Linked DNA regions of Homo sapiens: region 2 is linked to region 1. A link is a contact called in ENCODE Hi-C data. All regions are on one chromosome and are shown on one strand. The core of a region is the stretch at or near the end of the contact, and the rest is flanking DNA. Distances in the headings are between cores, read along the strand shown. Region 1 holds the start of GOT2 (glutamic-oxaloacetic transaminase 2). Region 2 holds the start of MMP15 (matrix metallopeptidase 15).

Region 1 (6,582 bases), core at 681-3,180:
TATTTAAGACTGTTAGTACAGGTCTTTGAATACATTTTGTTTTTAAGAGAAGTTACTATTTATTTCTAATTAGACAGGGAGGAAAGTCTTTAAAGAAGAATCTCTACTTTACTTTTCACAGGTAGAATCCCAAGTCATGGCCTATAGGCGCATAGGTCAAGGTCATATGAGAGCATAAGGGTCTGAGACAGTAAATTGGAGCTGGGCCGGAAGGACCTAGAATGTGGCCCTAAGTAGGGGTTTAGACTTTACCATTCAGGCAACGTGGAGCCACAGAGGAGATATTAAATTGCCAAGGTACACAGTTCTATCTCGGTTTTATTTTATTTATGTATGTATTTATTTATTTATTTAGAGCCAGCGTCTCACTCTGTTACCCAGGCTGGAGTGCAGTAGCGCAATCCTGGCTCACTGCACTCTTTTTTTTTTTTTTTTTTTGAGTCGGAGTCTGGCTCTGTTGCCCAGGCTGGAGTGCAGTGGCGCGATCTTGGCTCACTGCAAGCTCCGCCTCCCGGGTTCATGCCATTCTCCTGCCTCAGCCTCCCGAGTAGCTGGGACTACAGGCGCCCGCCACTATGCCCGGCTACTTTTTTTTTGTATTTTTTTAGTAGAGAGAGGGTTAGCCAGGATGGACTCGATCTCCTGACCTCGTGATCCGCCTGCCTCGGCCTCCCAAAGTGCTGGGATTACAGGCGTGAGCCACCGCGCCCGGCCTGCACTCTTGAATTAATGGGCTCAAGCAATCCTCCCTCCTCAGCCTTCTGAGTAGCTGGAACAGGCACGCAACACCACATCCTGCTAATTTTTTTTTATTTTTTTAAGAGATGGGGGTTTCATCTTGTTACCCAGGCTGGTCTCAGACTCTTGTTTTCATGCTATCCTCCTGCCTCAGTCTACCAAAGTGTTGGGTTTACAGGCATAAGCCAACACACCGGGCCCCTACCTTGGTTTAAGAGACGAGTATCAGAGAAATAGACTACACATGAGAAAGACTCGTTTGACTTGTGGATGTGTCTGAAATTCATTTGCTTTTTCCTTTAAAACCGATTCATTTCCTTCAAAACCGATTCATTTCCTTCCACAAACAGTTATCAGGATTTGACATACACGAGTTTGTCATTAATGACCATGGGTTATTTTGTGCTTACTAAATCAGGCCCTGTTTTAGACATAATCTGCTAATCTTATTAATCCTCACAACTGCCCCACAAAATACACATGCGACCCTCTCCATAAAAGGGATAAGGAAGCCAGGTGCGGTGGCTCATGCCTGTAATCCTAGCAGTCTTGGGAGACTGAGACGGGCAGATCACTTGAGATCAGGAGTTTGAGACCAGACTGGTCAACATGGTGAAACCCCCGTCTCTACTAAAAATACAAAAATTAGCCGGGCGTGGTGGTGGCACCTGTAACCCAGCTACTCGGGGAGCTGAGGCAGGAGAATCGCTTGAACCTGGGAGGCAGAGGTTGTAGTGAGCCGAAATCACGCCACTGCACTCCAGCCTGGGTGACAGAGTGAAACTCCATCTCAAAAAAAAAAAAAAAAAAAAAAGGGTGGGGGATAAGGAAACATTCAGGAACGACGTGACATGACTTGTGCTTAGGGAAACTATTAGGGTTGAAAGTAAGGCCACCTTGGGTCCTAATGGCTGTAAGGCATCAGACAAAATACGTCAACTATGTCAGCCTACATTTTCTCATCTTTCAAACTGCCATAACAGCAGCCACCTCTTCGGCCGGCCAGGCCTGGCCCAGCTGGATTAAATGAATGAAGCGCAGCAAGGGCTGGGCGTAGGTAAACTGTGCAGTCATCCTCTTCCACGACCTCCGCTGAGCCCACGCCGCTCCGCCCGCCGGCCGCCAGGGATCGCTGTGACGTGGCTCGGGCCCAGCACGCGGCCGCTCTGGCCCAGGGAAGTCCCTGTCCTTACCTTCAGCAGGAGCCGGTTCCCTGTGTGTGTGTCCGCTCGCCCTCTGCTCCGTCCTGCGGCTGCCCACTGCCCTCCTACGGTCCACCATGGCCCTGCTGCACTCCGGCCGCGTCCTCCCCGGGATCGCCGCCGCCTTCCACCCGGGCCTCGCCGCCGCGGCCTCTGCCAGAGCCAGGTAAGCCAAGGGAAACGGAGATGGAGCCAGGGCGATGGCCCTGCCCCGCCGAGCTGCGAGCACCCCAGGACATTCACCCCTCCCGGCCCCCAAATACACACTGTCACTCACACGCACACACACACACTTTTCTGCCACCCCCTCGGCTTTCCCTTACTGGGGACTGAGGATTGAGCGTCCGTGCCCCACAGTGATCCTCAGGATCCCACATCCCTCTGGTCCCCGCACTGGGCCCTGCAGGAAGGCGTGCAACGCAATCCCTAGGGAAAGGAAGTGTGGCCCTCGGCGGTTGCCGGACTCCCATTCAGTGGGAGGGGTGCGGATAGTACTGGGGCAGCGGCGCCGGGTAACGACCGTGCCCTTGATAGGGTGCCCTGGGGGCGGCGGGCGCACCTGTCCTGGCCCCCGGCCCGCCCGAGTCGGTGGGCCGGCGGCGGCTGGCTGCCGCGTGTGTGCCCTGGGCGGGAAGAGCGCGAGAGGAAGGTTTCCGGGGCGCCGGCATTCGGGCCTCGCTTTCCTTCCCGCACCTGCGACCTTGGCGTGCGGCATTCTCCTGACCTTGCGACCCCCCGAGGTCCCTGTGACCCCGGGGCCCGTTTGGCCTTTGCTTGGGAAAGGGTCGAGGTGTAGTGTGTCTCTTTTTTTGTTTTGTTTTGTTTTTTCCTTATTGCCCCTAAGGAGGTCCGGTTGCAGGGAGGCTATCAATCTTCCTCTCCATCTCCCTGTGCTCTTTCATTCAGTAAATATTTCGTAACTGCAGTTTCTCAGAGCCAGGCTCTGGACCAGATGCCAACGATACAACTGTGAACAAGGCGAGGGAAGGACAATGACAAATGGTCATTGCTCAAAAAATGACAAACGTAATTTCGTACTGTGGCGTGTATAATAGTATGGAGGGAAATTTCAGAGCTTGAAACGAGCTCTAGTAATTCATTCCCAGTGGAGACCGGAGCCAGAAGATTAATTCAACTCAAGAAGCCGATTTGGAGCACTCTCCTTAAGCACTACCTTAATAAGGAACTGAGTTTTAAAACCACCCCCAAGCAGGTATTAACTGCAAGGAGCAAAGCGTAGCTTGGCCTTTCGTTTGAATGTATGCTCTGTGTCTTTCAGCCAGCAGAACTATCTGTCCTTTCCAAGGCCCCACAGCCTTGGCAGTACAGTTTTGCCCAGGCTTCGCACTTTTTTCTCTTCCTGACTTGGCTCCTTCCTGGCCCACTGTCAACGTGTGCTCTTTAAGTCTGCCTACCTAGTGGGCCAGAGCCAGGAGGAGTTATTTATGCAACAAATTTGGAAAACCAAAGGAGTGCTTAAAATTTCCGTCAAGAGAAAGTATGTTTCCCTATTGCAGTAATCTTAAAATAATACCTTGTTTTATGGATTTGGCTAGATCACCTGAAGCTCTAGTGCTTGGTGAAAATCCCTTGGGGTCAGGGTTAGTCATTCTTTCAGTTTGAGAGTCTGACTCATTTTTCTTTTCTGTATTTTTCTTACTAGAATGTAAGTTCCATGAGAGCGGAGACTTTACCTACTTTATATTCACTGTTACATCTCAGCACTATTAACAGTTGCTGGCATGTCTCTTATATTGGATATTTTTATTTTAAGCCCTGATTTTTCACGTAATGCAACGGAAACAAATACAGTATGACATTTTAATGTTGTATCTTAGATCAAAATCTGAACATAGGCTGGTCCAAGTGTAATGGTGTTTACAACTAATTGATCATAACCAGTTACAGATTTTATTGTTCCTTCTCTCGACTAATCTTACACAGGGGAACCACAGTGCTGCAAAATATGTACCAAAAAAAATTCCCTTTTTTTTTTTCTTTAAATACAGGGTCTCACTGTGTTGCCCAGGCTGGAGTGCAGTGGCACAATCATGGCTCACTGCAGCCTGACCTTCCAGGCTCAAGTGGTCCTCCTGCTTCAGCCTCCCAAGTAGCTGGGACTGCAGGCATACACCACCACACCCAGCTAATTTTTTATTTTTTGTAGAGACAGAGTCTCCCTGTGTTGGTCTCAGACTCCTCCCACATCAGCCCCGCAAAGCGCTGGGATTATAGGCTAAGCAACCCCACCTGACCAGAAAATAAATTCTTGAAATAGTTGAGCACCTAATGTTGAGGAATTACTCTTCAGATTTAAATAATGATACCTGATTAGGTGACAGAATCAGATGCCATATTTGGCATGAAGGTTAACTCTTCAGGCAAGATCAGACTTCCCTCCTTACACTGTGGAAGTGATCTTTACCTAGCTCCAAATGGTAAAAGTGGAAAATACTTAAACTGAATTCATCGACATTTCTATTTAAATGGCTCATTCTAATACAATAAAACCTTGTCTGTTGTTATTCTGAAGAACTGAGGATTTATCCAATGGCATACTTGGAACTCTTTGTAAATATGTGGAACTCTTTGTAAGTTCAAGTGTATCATTTAGCTAAACACTGCGAATAAAACTTTCTCTTGTTGACTTGTACTGTAAATGTATAGTGACATGAGATCAGACATAGTTGCAGTTCAATGAAGAAAAAAAAAGATGCTAATGTATTTTGATTTATAATGATTTGCTTTTAATTATTTAATTCTGATTATTTACTTTTTGGTGAAATAACTGAGCAGGTCTCGTGAGACTTTAAAAATGCAGTGTGCAACTGTGGTACCATAACCATTGGTTAAAAGATCACAGACCAGGCACAGTAGCTCACACCTGTAATTCTAGCACTTTGGGAGGCTGAGGCAGGTGGATTGCTTGAGCTCGGGAGTTCTAGACCAGCTGGGCAACATGGCAAGACCCCGTCTCTACATAAAATACAAAAATTAGCCGGGCATGGTGATGTGCACCTGGAGTCCCAGCTACTTGGGAGGCTGAGGTGGGAGGGTCGCTCGAGCCTGATCGCTTGAGAGGTGAAGAGTTGCAGTGAGCCCGCTGATCACGCCGCTGCACTCCAGCCTGAGCAACAAAGCAAGACTGTGTCTCAAAAAAAAAAGATCACAGCTGTGCTATTGTCTCTGCCATTTTTAGCTCTGTGATTGTGGGCAAGCTAATTAACTTCCCTTCTGATTTTAAAGTAAGAAGAATGTGAGGAAAAGCAGTTTAAAAACTGTAAAACTTTAAGTAGGCTTAAGCTCCAGGGAAATTACAATGCGTTTCGATTGGAAAGGCTTACCTGAATACTTGGTACCTAACCTCTCTTGGATGACCAGTCAATATTGCTCAATGTTTGAGGCTTTGTGCCTGTATCCAAAATGTACTGATAGAAATCACTTTCTAGGTCACAGGTTATCAGCATGAGTTTTGCCCCTAGAACACTCCTATTTTCATCTACTCGATTCCTTTAAAAACATCAGAGTTCTTACAATATGTGTGTAGTCTTTACCATTTTAAGAAATGGAATAATGAAAGGCATGGAGGAGTTGAAAGATGGTTACTAATGTGGGGCTAATCAAATTGAGTATTCCCTCTAGGCCAGGTGCCGTGGCTCACACCTGTAATCTCAGCACTTTGGGATGCTAAGGTAGGAGGATCACTTGAGCTCAAGAGTTGGAGACCAACCTGGGCAATATGGCACAACCCCATCTCTACAAAAAACTAGCCAGGCACGGTGGCACACACCCATAGTCCCAGCTACTCGGGGAGGATCACTTGAGCCCGGGAGGTAGAGGCTGCAGTGAGCCGTGGTCACGCCACTGCATTCTAGCCTGGGTGACAGAGTGAGACCCTGTCTCAAAAAAAAAAATTGTATCCCTCTAGGAGGGGAACAACAGACACTGGAGCCTACCTGAGGGTAGAGAATGGGAAGAGGGAGAGAATCAGAAAAAATAACTGTCAGGTACTATGCTTATTACCCAGATGATGAAATTATCTGTACACCAAACCCCCAGGACATGCACATGTACCCGTGAACCTGAAATAAAAGTTAAAAAAACCTCCCATGCCTCTGCCCTTCAGATGCTAGTAGCACCTGCTTTCCCCCAGAGTTTCAACAAACAGAAATGTCTCCATAAATTGTCAGTGTTCCCTAGCTAGGCAACCCCTTCCTCTCTCTCTGGCTAAGAATAACTTTCCTTGTGATCTGGATTATAAACTTGTCTCAAGCAATAGATACATAGTTTTCATACCTGTGTTCTTTAATCTGTACTTCATTTTCAATCTCAAAACTAGCATTGTAATTGTAAAATGAACATAATTTATTACATTTTTAAAAAAAAAATTGAGTATCCCTGCTCCTATATTTAGATTGTTTAAAAATTCAGTATTTTGAAATTGTGTTTAGAATTCTTAAAAGACAGAGGCTGGAGGGCTGGGGCTGAGGGAGGGTGGTGGGCCTGCGGGGACATTCTTACTGTGCAAACATAGCGATAAAAACATGTCATTTTCCAAAGCAAAAACAAAAACAAAAAAAAAGAATTCTTAAAAGGTATACCAGAAGACACAAGTCTATGGTTTCTGAGTTTCTATGCTTAA
Region 2 (7,035 bases), core at 4,213-6,712, 710 kb after region 1:
CAGGCCAGACTGAGCTGGGTTCAAATCCAAGCTCTGCCACTCCCTGGCTATGGAATGCGGGGGTCATTTCTCTCAACTCACAGTATTAGTTTCCTCTTTTGTAGATTGAGTAATGACAGCATCTACACTTGAAGAGTTAATACAAGGATTAAATGTGAAAACGCTTACAAAACATCCCTAGTCTGTGTCCACAACAGACACAAGTATGTTGAAGGTGCTCAAAAATAACACCTGCGCCTCCTTAGGCCCCCTGTGCCAGGCATTGTGCATAGCGTTTAGTGTTTTGCACATAAATGCAATGAATCTCCCCGTAACTCCATCAAGCAGATAGACCATTGCTATTCCCTTTTTATAGAGATCTTGAAGTTCATACAGATTCAGTGACTTGCCCAACAGTAAATGCCATTCGCTTCTGTCACTGTTTTGCACTATTTTGCCAGGGAGGCTCTGGACACAGGGTGTAGGCCACCGTGTTGTGCACTATGTATCAAGTGCCATGCTCAGAAACGCTGAACGTGGAGCTGGACTCTCACCCCTACAGGGTGACAGTCACTCCTAGGGGAAGGACAAGGCAGTGCCAGTGCCAGTGCCCTGGAGAGGTGATCTAGACCTTGGCCTGCATCACCATCGGCCGATGGCAGCAGGATGGGGGGCATCTCCAGGGGCTGGCTAATGGCTGGTACCAGGGGCTTATCCACCTGTCCTGATACTGGAGGCTGAGTTGGGTCTCTTCCCACTTTTTCTTCCATTCCCACGAGGGCCATGGGATTAGGGAAGAGGCATCCCTCTTTGCCTCTGGGATCCAGGCCCAGCTCCATGGCCTCTGGTCTCAGGAATCCCTGGAACCTGTGTCTGACTGTGGAGCAGCCCTATCTGAGCCGTCACTCAGAGCTGTCCAGCCAGATGGTGCCTACTGTGTCTCAGGTCTGGAGCATTCAGCCGCCTTCAGGGTCCCGGTCCTCACACTCAATGGTGGGCTTCTCCCAGGACCCGCTTTGTAAAGGAGAAAGATAAGGGCAGAGTCCACAACCCCTCTCTGTCTTTGCTGACTCAGAAAACACATCTCCAGGACCAAAGCATTGCTCCTGCTGGAGTGTCCAAGACAGGGAGCCACCTAAGCCTTGGGATGATATGGAGGATACCCATTCTGATTTGATCTGGAAAGTAGTGGTTCTCATAGTGACCACCACAGCTAGCCTGAGGCAGAGGTCAAACTCCCAGCAGGGCAGAGGTGATGATGGAAGGGATCATCTGGACCAAACAACAAAAGGGCCACAGAGGGACAGCAGAACAAACCGCTCGGCAGGGAGGGGCTTTTCCACGCCTGCAGTGTAGCCATCCTGAATGGGCATAAGAGATAGCAGTGGGCACTGGGCTTTTGGGGAAAGTCTTCTTTTGGGGGTGGGGATAGCGTGTATTTCCATGTTGCTCCTCTCCACATTCATGGATATCTTTTAAGTATCAACATCCCTTGGGGTGGGGCAAAGGAGGTATTTATGTTCAGAGGTCACAATGGGAAGGTCAGGCCAATACACTGCTCAGACAAGGAGCTTACACTGGGCTGTTCTCTGCAAGGAGACAGATGACTGGCTGGACCCAAGGGCAGCCCCAACTCGGAAACATGGCAAGGGCTGGGTGTGAAGGGCATGGCCCAATGAGATCTAGGTCCCTGGCTGTGCCAATCAGACCAGTTCTCTCTGGGTCTTGACAGAGCATGGAGAGGAGTGATTTACTACTAGCAAGAAAACAGAGTAAAAAGCAGAGACAAGAGGGGAGGGGGAGAAGATTCAGCTTCTGCAGATTCCCAATGACAAGGCCCCGCTATTAACTCCCTTTTCTTAGCTGGTGGGCACAGATGGCATCTGTAGTTTTGCTCTGTTTAAAAGAAAGAGGGGACCAGTGGGGCCCCCCCGGAGCCAGCATGGAAGTGCTAGTAGAGACTGAAGCTAAGGAAGCCCAAGACTGTGGCTCACCTGAAGGTCAAAATGGTAATTCACGCTGACCCCCTCCCAACGCCCCCACCCCCGCTGCCTCATCTACTCAGTGGCTGGGTAGGGGCTAGGAAGATACTCGTGGGCCTGTTGAGGAAAGGCGGGTGGATCGGTTTTGGTGGTGGTGGCACCACCCCTGTGAACTCTGGCAGCCTGAGTCACCTCCACAGAGCAGGCTGAGGACCTGAATTGTGCCTGGGAGGAGGGGGTAGGGGGAGGCAGGTGAGATAAGAGCTCCCCCGGTGAGCCTGGAGACTCTCAGCCCTGCAGGGCAGGAACAACAGTGAGCACCTCAGCCAGGTGGGGATCTGGCCCGGAATGGCTACAGACTGGGATTGGACATCCAAGGGAGAATGTGGGATAGGACGTGGCAGCTCAGTGGTGGGCTAGGGCCTGGCAGGTTGCAGGTGTTTGTCAGTTCCTAGCACATGCCAGGCTCCTTGATGTCTCAGCCTCGTGAAAGTCCTGTGGCTTCCACCCTGGGAGGGGAGAGAGGAAGTGGAGAGAGGCTGGCCTTGGCTCAGCTGCCAAGCTGCTCCGAGAAGGTCCCAGCTGTGACCCTACTGGAGGCCTGAGGCTGTGTGGATGCTGGGGTGAGGATGAGAGAGCCAGCCTTCTCCAAGGAAGGGAGGCTCAACACAGGGTGTAGGCCAGGCCCAGGAGTCTGAGGCCACAGCCCCCGGCAGATGGGCTGGCTGCTGAGGCCATTTGACTCTTTGGGCCCACATGTGGCCAGACCTGATGGGACCCTAGAAGCAGCCTGTACCCAAAGCCAACTGTAGGAGCTGGGACACTCCACCTGTCTCTAGCCCTCTATCTGCATGGCTGCCAACATTCAAGGCTCCTTAAACCTTCCGGGGTCTCTTCCAGTCACTGCCCAGGTCCAACCCAAGTGTTTCCCCAGGAGTAGGGCTCCAGGACAGTCACAACCTCCAGATCAGGAGCACGGTTTGTGATAACGCAACCATGGCTTCTTCCCTGGCGGCATCGAGCTGTGGGCACTCCCTGAGCTGGGGAGTTGGGGTAGGGGTGAGATGGAACTGGAAAAGCAGAAGAGAGAGAGAGTGAAGCCCCTCCAACTACAGGTCCCTGCACCCCTGAGCTCCTGGCCAGCTAGGATGCCATTAGCAATGCACGGCCATTGAATTCCATCACTGCTTCCTATGTATTGACGCCATCCCTAAGTAGATTAGAAACTCAATGGTGGGACTGTGACTTGAAATTCTTTGGCACTCCAGCCCAGAGTGGCAGGTGGGCCCAAATGGCACTCTCCGCCCAGTACTTGGGTCACAGGCTGAGGGGTAATCCTCACCAACAGGAGCCCCCTAAAGCTCCTCCTGCCTGTGTGAATGGGGTGGGGGAGGGTGGCCAGACTGGGTCGGGGCGGGGCTCCTATCCTGCCTCCCACCAGGGCCTGGCTCCTCCTTCAGCTCTCCCTGGCCAGGCCAGGGAGGGAGGGCAGAGCAGGTGGGGAAATGGCTGGGAGGTGTAACTCGAGCCCAGGAGGAATTCCCTGCCCTTCCTCTATGCTTTTATTAAAGTAGGGCGGGGAAGGGCAAGCTTCCATCGGAAAAATCTCCCAGGCAGCCCGGAGAGGTGGGAAAGCCGCCGTGGGCCAGGGAGGGAGCACCAGCTGAGCTGCAAATAGAAACGGCGCTCAGGCCCGCAGCCCGGGCAGCCCAAGGGCACCAAGGCCTGAGCACCGTTCAGAAGCGGCTCCGGGGTGGTTCTTTCTCCCTACTCCCCGCCCAAGTCCTCTCCCCGCCTATCTGGGGCAGGGCGCAGGTCTTAGAAGTCGGGGAAGAGTGGACCCTGCTCTTGCTCTGGGGCAAGAAAGCTGGCGCCTTCGGTGTCCTCGCTCGGGAGACACCATGGAGCTGGGGCGCTGGCTGGACTCGGCTCTACGCCGGGATGTCGCGCCTGGTCACCCGCGGGACCCATCCAGAGCGGGGCCCCGGGAGGGACGCCAAGCGGGCTCCTAGCGAAGAGAGGCGCGGGGTCCACCCTCTCGAATCCAGGGCTTCGACGTAGGGGCGCTGTTGGGAGGAAGCGCTGTGGGAGGCAGGGTCCGTCCTTAGGACCCCGCCCGGGCGTGCCTAGGCTTCCTCGCAAAAGCGCAGAAAGTCGCCAAAGCGCCCCCGCAACCCGAGTCCGCTGCCTCAGCCGTTTGCACCCATCCCCCCGCCTCCATCCTGGCCCGCCGTGCGCGGCTCGGTATCACCCAGACGGGAGGCCACCTGGGCAGGAGCGCAGTTGCCCAGCCGCCCAGCTCTTGCTCCGCCTGTGGCTGTCCCCGAGAGCAGCCCCCTCCCCACTCGCAAAGAGCGCCACTGCGCGCCAGCCGGGCTCTCGAGGAATCGGCTGCCCTGGAGGGAAGGAAGGAGGGGAGGCAAGGGCTGGGGGCGGCGGAAGCGGCTCCCGGGACACAGGCTGAATGTAAGGGGGTCGGGGTGGGGGCTCAGTGCCCAGAACAGGGCTGTAGGAGTAGCGGGGAGGAGAGCGAGGCCCTGCGCCCTCAAGGGTTTGCGAAGAGGTGCGCTGCAGAGGGCGAGCTGGGGAGGGGCAGACTGCCAAGTCCGCTTGCTTCCCCGCCACGGCCCAGAACAGGGGGCGCGTCTCCGCTCCCTCCACCTCCAAGTCCCAGCCTGCGGACGTGGCGCCTCTCCCTCCAAGCCCCCAGCCCGCAGCCAAAGGGCAGGGCGGGGGTCTTACCTCGGCATGGACCTCCGCGTCTTCGGCCGCTACGCCAAGGCCCAGGCAGCCCAGAAGCACCAGGAGCAGCGGCAGCAGTCGCGGCCGCGCCGCCTCCTCCCGGTCGCCGAGGAGGCTGCCCGTCCAGCCCGGCCGTCCGGGCGCGCTCGGGTCGCTGCCCATGCTCTCGGCGCCCAGCCCAGCTCGGAACACTGCACGCCGGATCCTCGCACGCGCCTTGGAAACTTGCGACGCTCCCTGGCTCCTGGCCCGGCAGGCGCGCCGCGGACCTCGGGCTCCCGGTCCCCGCCGGAGCCGCCTAGGTCGCCTCGGCAAATTCCCAAGCCCGAGGAGAAGCGGGCAGGGCAGGTCCGGGAGCTCGGAACCAGCCGGCGGGAAAGGGGGCCGACCGGAGCTGCCCCCGGCGAGGTTCCGCAGCCTCGGCGCCCAGCGCCTGGGGCCCGGCTCCCGAGAGCAAGCGCAACTCCGGAGCCTTTGTCTGGCTCAGCGCTCCGGCCGCCCGGTCCCGCGGCGCTCCCTGCGCGCCCAGCTCCCTCTGTCCATGCCCGGGGCCGGGCGCTGCCCGGAGCGCGCGCCTCCTGCACGGGGATTCTGCTCGCCGCCGCGCCCGACCGGGCCCGGGTCCCCAAGCAGTCCCGGGAGGAGGCGCAGGGAGCCGACCCGAGAGAGCGAGCGAGAGAGCAAGCGAGCCAGCCAAGGAGCGGGCGCCCGACGTCCCCGGCGAGTTCAGCGCGGCTCCGGGCGCTCCCAGCCCTCCTCCCCGCGCGCCGCGGCCGCCGCGCTCTTAAAGGGCCAGTGTGCTCCCAATGCGCGGACCCGGGCGGGGACCGGGGGCGGTGCCCCAGCCGCAGGCTTCTCACAAGCAGGTGCGGGCGGCCGAGGCCCGACAGGTGGGCGGTCCGTTTACGCTTCCCAGACGGCAGGAAACCTCTCCAGCCCACCCCGCGTCACTCCCAACCCAGCGCCTAGGGGGCGGGGGTGACCTCCAACGCGACCCCCCGCGGAGGGAGGAGGCAGGGAAGGCGTGGTCTCCCCGCCTGGGAAGAATGAAGACTCCTCCTTCTCATACCTGGTGGGGGATACCGAGGCCTAGGCGGACGGGAAGGAGGTCTTAGGGGAGGGATCAAAGAGTCGTTTTAGGCTTAAATATAAATATATATGTATATATGGATATTTGTCAGCCTGAAACCTCTTTTCAAAAGCCGCAGGGTGTCTCTGGCCATTGAATAACTTTCCTCAGTAGCAAAGTGAGGGTTTTGTGCGCGTCGAGGGCGCGTTGCGGCGGACAAGGGGCAGGTTTAGGAGGGACACGGTTCAAGTTCCGCGTCCGCCCCTTAGCTGCCGCTTGCACGTGGGCAAATTAATCTCTCCGAGCCTCCATGTTCTTATCGGGAACGTGGGGCAAAGAGTTGGGGTGAGGGCGAGGTAAGACTTCCGGCTCCTGGCCTGGCGCAATAGGTGCCCAAGCACTTTGGCCACTGGCTGGTGCGAGTGAAGTGCGACAGTGCGGCCGGAGTCGGCGCGGGGCGGGTGGACACACCTCCCCGCGAAGCTTAACGAGCTGGATTTCATTCTATTCCGGAAGCAGCTTGAGGTCGGGGCGGGGTGGATGCAGGAGGCCAGAGCTGGGAGGCCCGGGTCGAAGGTCCACCGAGACCCGGGGACCAGGCCAAGGGCAGCCCTGGCGCGGCGGACTGGCCGGCGTGGTCAGTGGGTGAGGGTTGCAGGCAGGAGGGCGGAGACCGAAGATAAGCTGTTCCTTATCTTCAGACCCGGAAATGGAAGCCGTCCTCACCTGAGGGCGGTTTTCTCTAGAGCAGGCCCTCGGGGCACCCTAGCCGGCCTCACCTCCCGGAAACTGGAAATCAGGAGACCTGGCAGAGTGCCTTAGAGAGGGCGCGTTTGAACCCTCCTGGGATGTCCTTGGGGAAAGGAAGTCGGAGTTTAGAGAAAGGAACCGGGCGATTCTATCATTTCCACGGACTCACTTCTCTGTGGGATCCTTCATCTGGGAAGTTGGTTTCTAAATTCTCCACTTCGAAATTTGCTTTTGGGAAATGTGCAGTGGTCTTCAGACACGGACAACGGGGTTGTCCTTGTTTAACCGACCACGTCGCACTCTTTCATGATATTTAGTCCCGATTAGCCAATTTTAAAAAGTTTGGGGCTAGGTAAAGTGGCTCAAGCCTGTAATCCCAGCACTTTGGGAGACCGAAGTGGGAGGATTGCTTTAGCCCAGGAGTTCAAGACCAGCCTGGGCAACATGACAAGACCCCATCTGTACAAAGAATACAAAAATTAGCCAGGTGTGGTGGTGTACGTCTGTAGGCCC

Evidence for each region. A loop is a pair of places that touch in the nucleus more often than their neighbours do. Pooled maps may share reads with other maps.
Region 2: a pooled map shows a loop between it and region 1 (8-fold over the local background). The contact joins the promoter of MMP15 here to the promoter of GOT2 in region 1. A Hi-C loop is called at or near these places in 1 of 37 single-sample maps with no recorded cell type and 12 of 50 pooled maps.

What each region holds. Positions count from the first base shown.
Region 1 is chr16:58,729,664-58,736,245 of GRCh38, reverse strand. It overlaps GOT2 (glutamic-oxaloacetic transaminase 2), which reads left to right and starts at 1,930. Exons shown (of 10, transcript NM_002080.4): 1 at 1,930-2,106. The coding sequence starts at 2,018. RefSeq lists enhancers at 1,806-1,885, 1,585-2,203 and silencers at 2,326-2,415, 2,516-2,605.
Region 2 is chr16:58,024,181-58,031,215 of GRCh38, reverse strand. MMP15 (matrix metallopeptidase 15) reads right to left here and starts at 5,462. Exons shown (of 10, transcript NM_002428.4): 1 at 4,704-5,462. The coding sequence starts at 4,865. RefSeq lists enhancers at 3,798-4,347, 4,898-5,447, 5,680-6,265, 6,266-6,853 and a silencer at 5,314-5,453.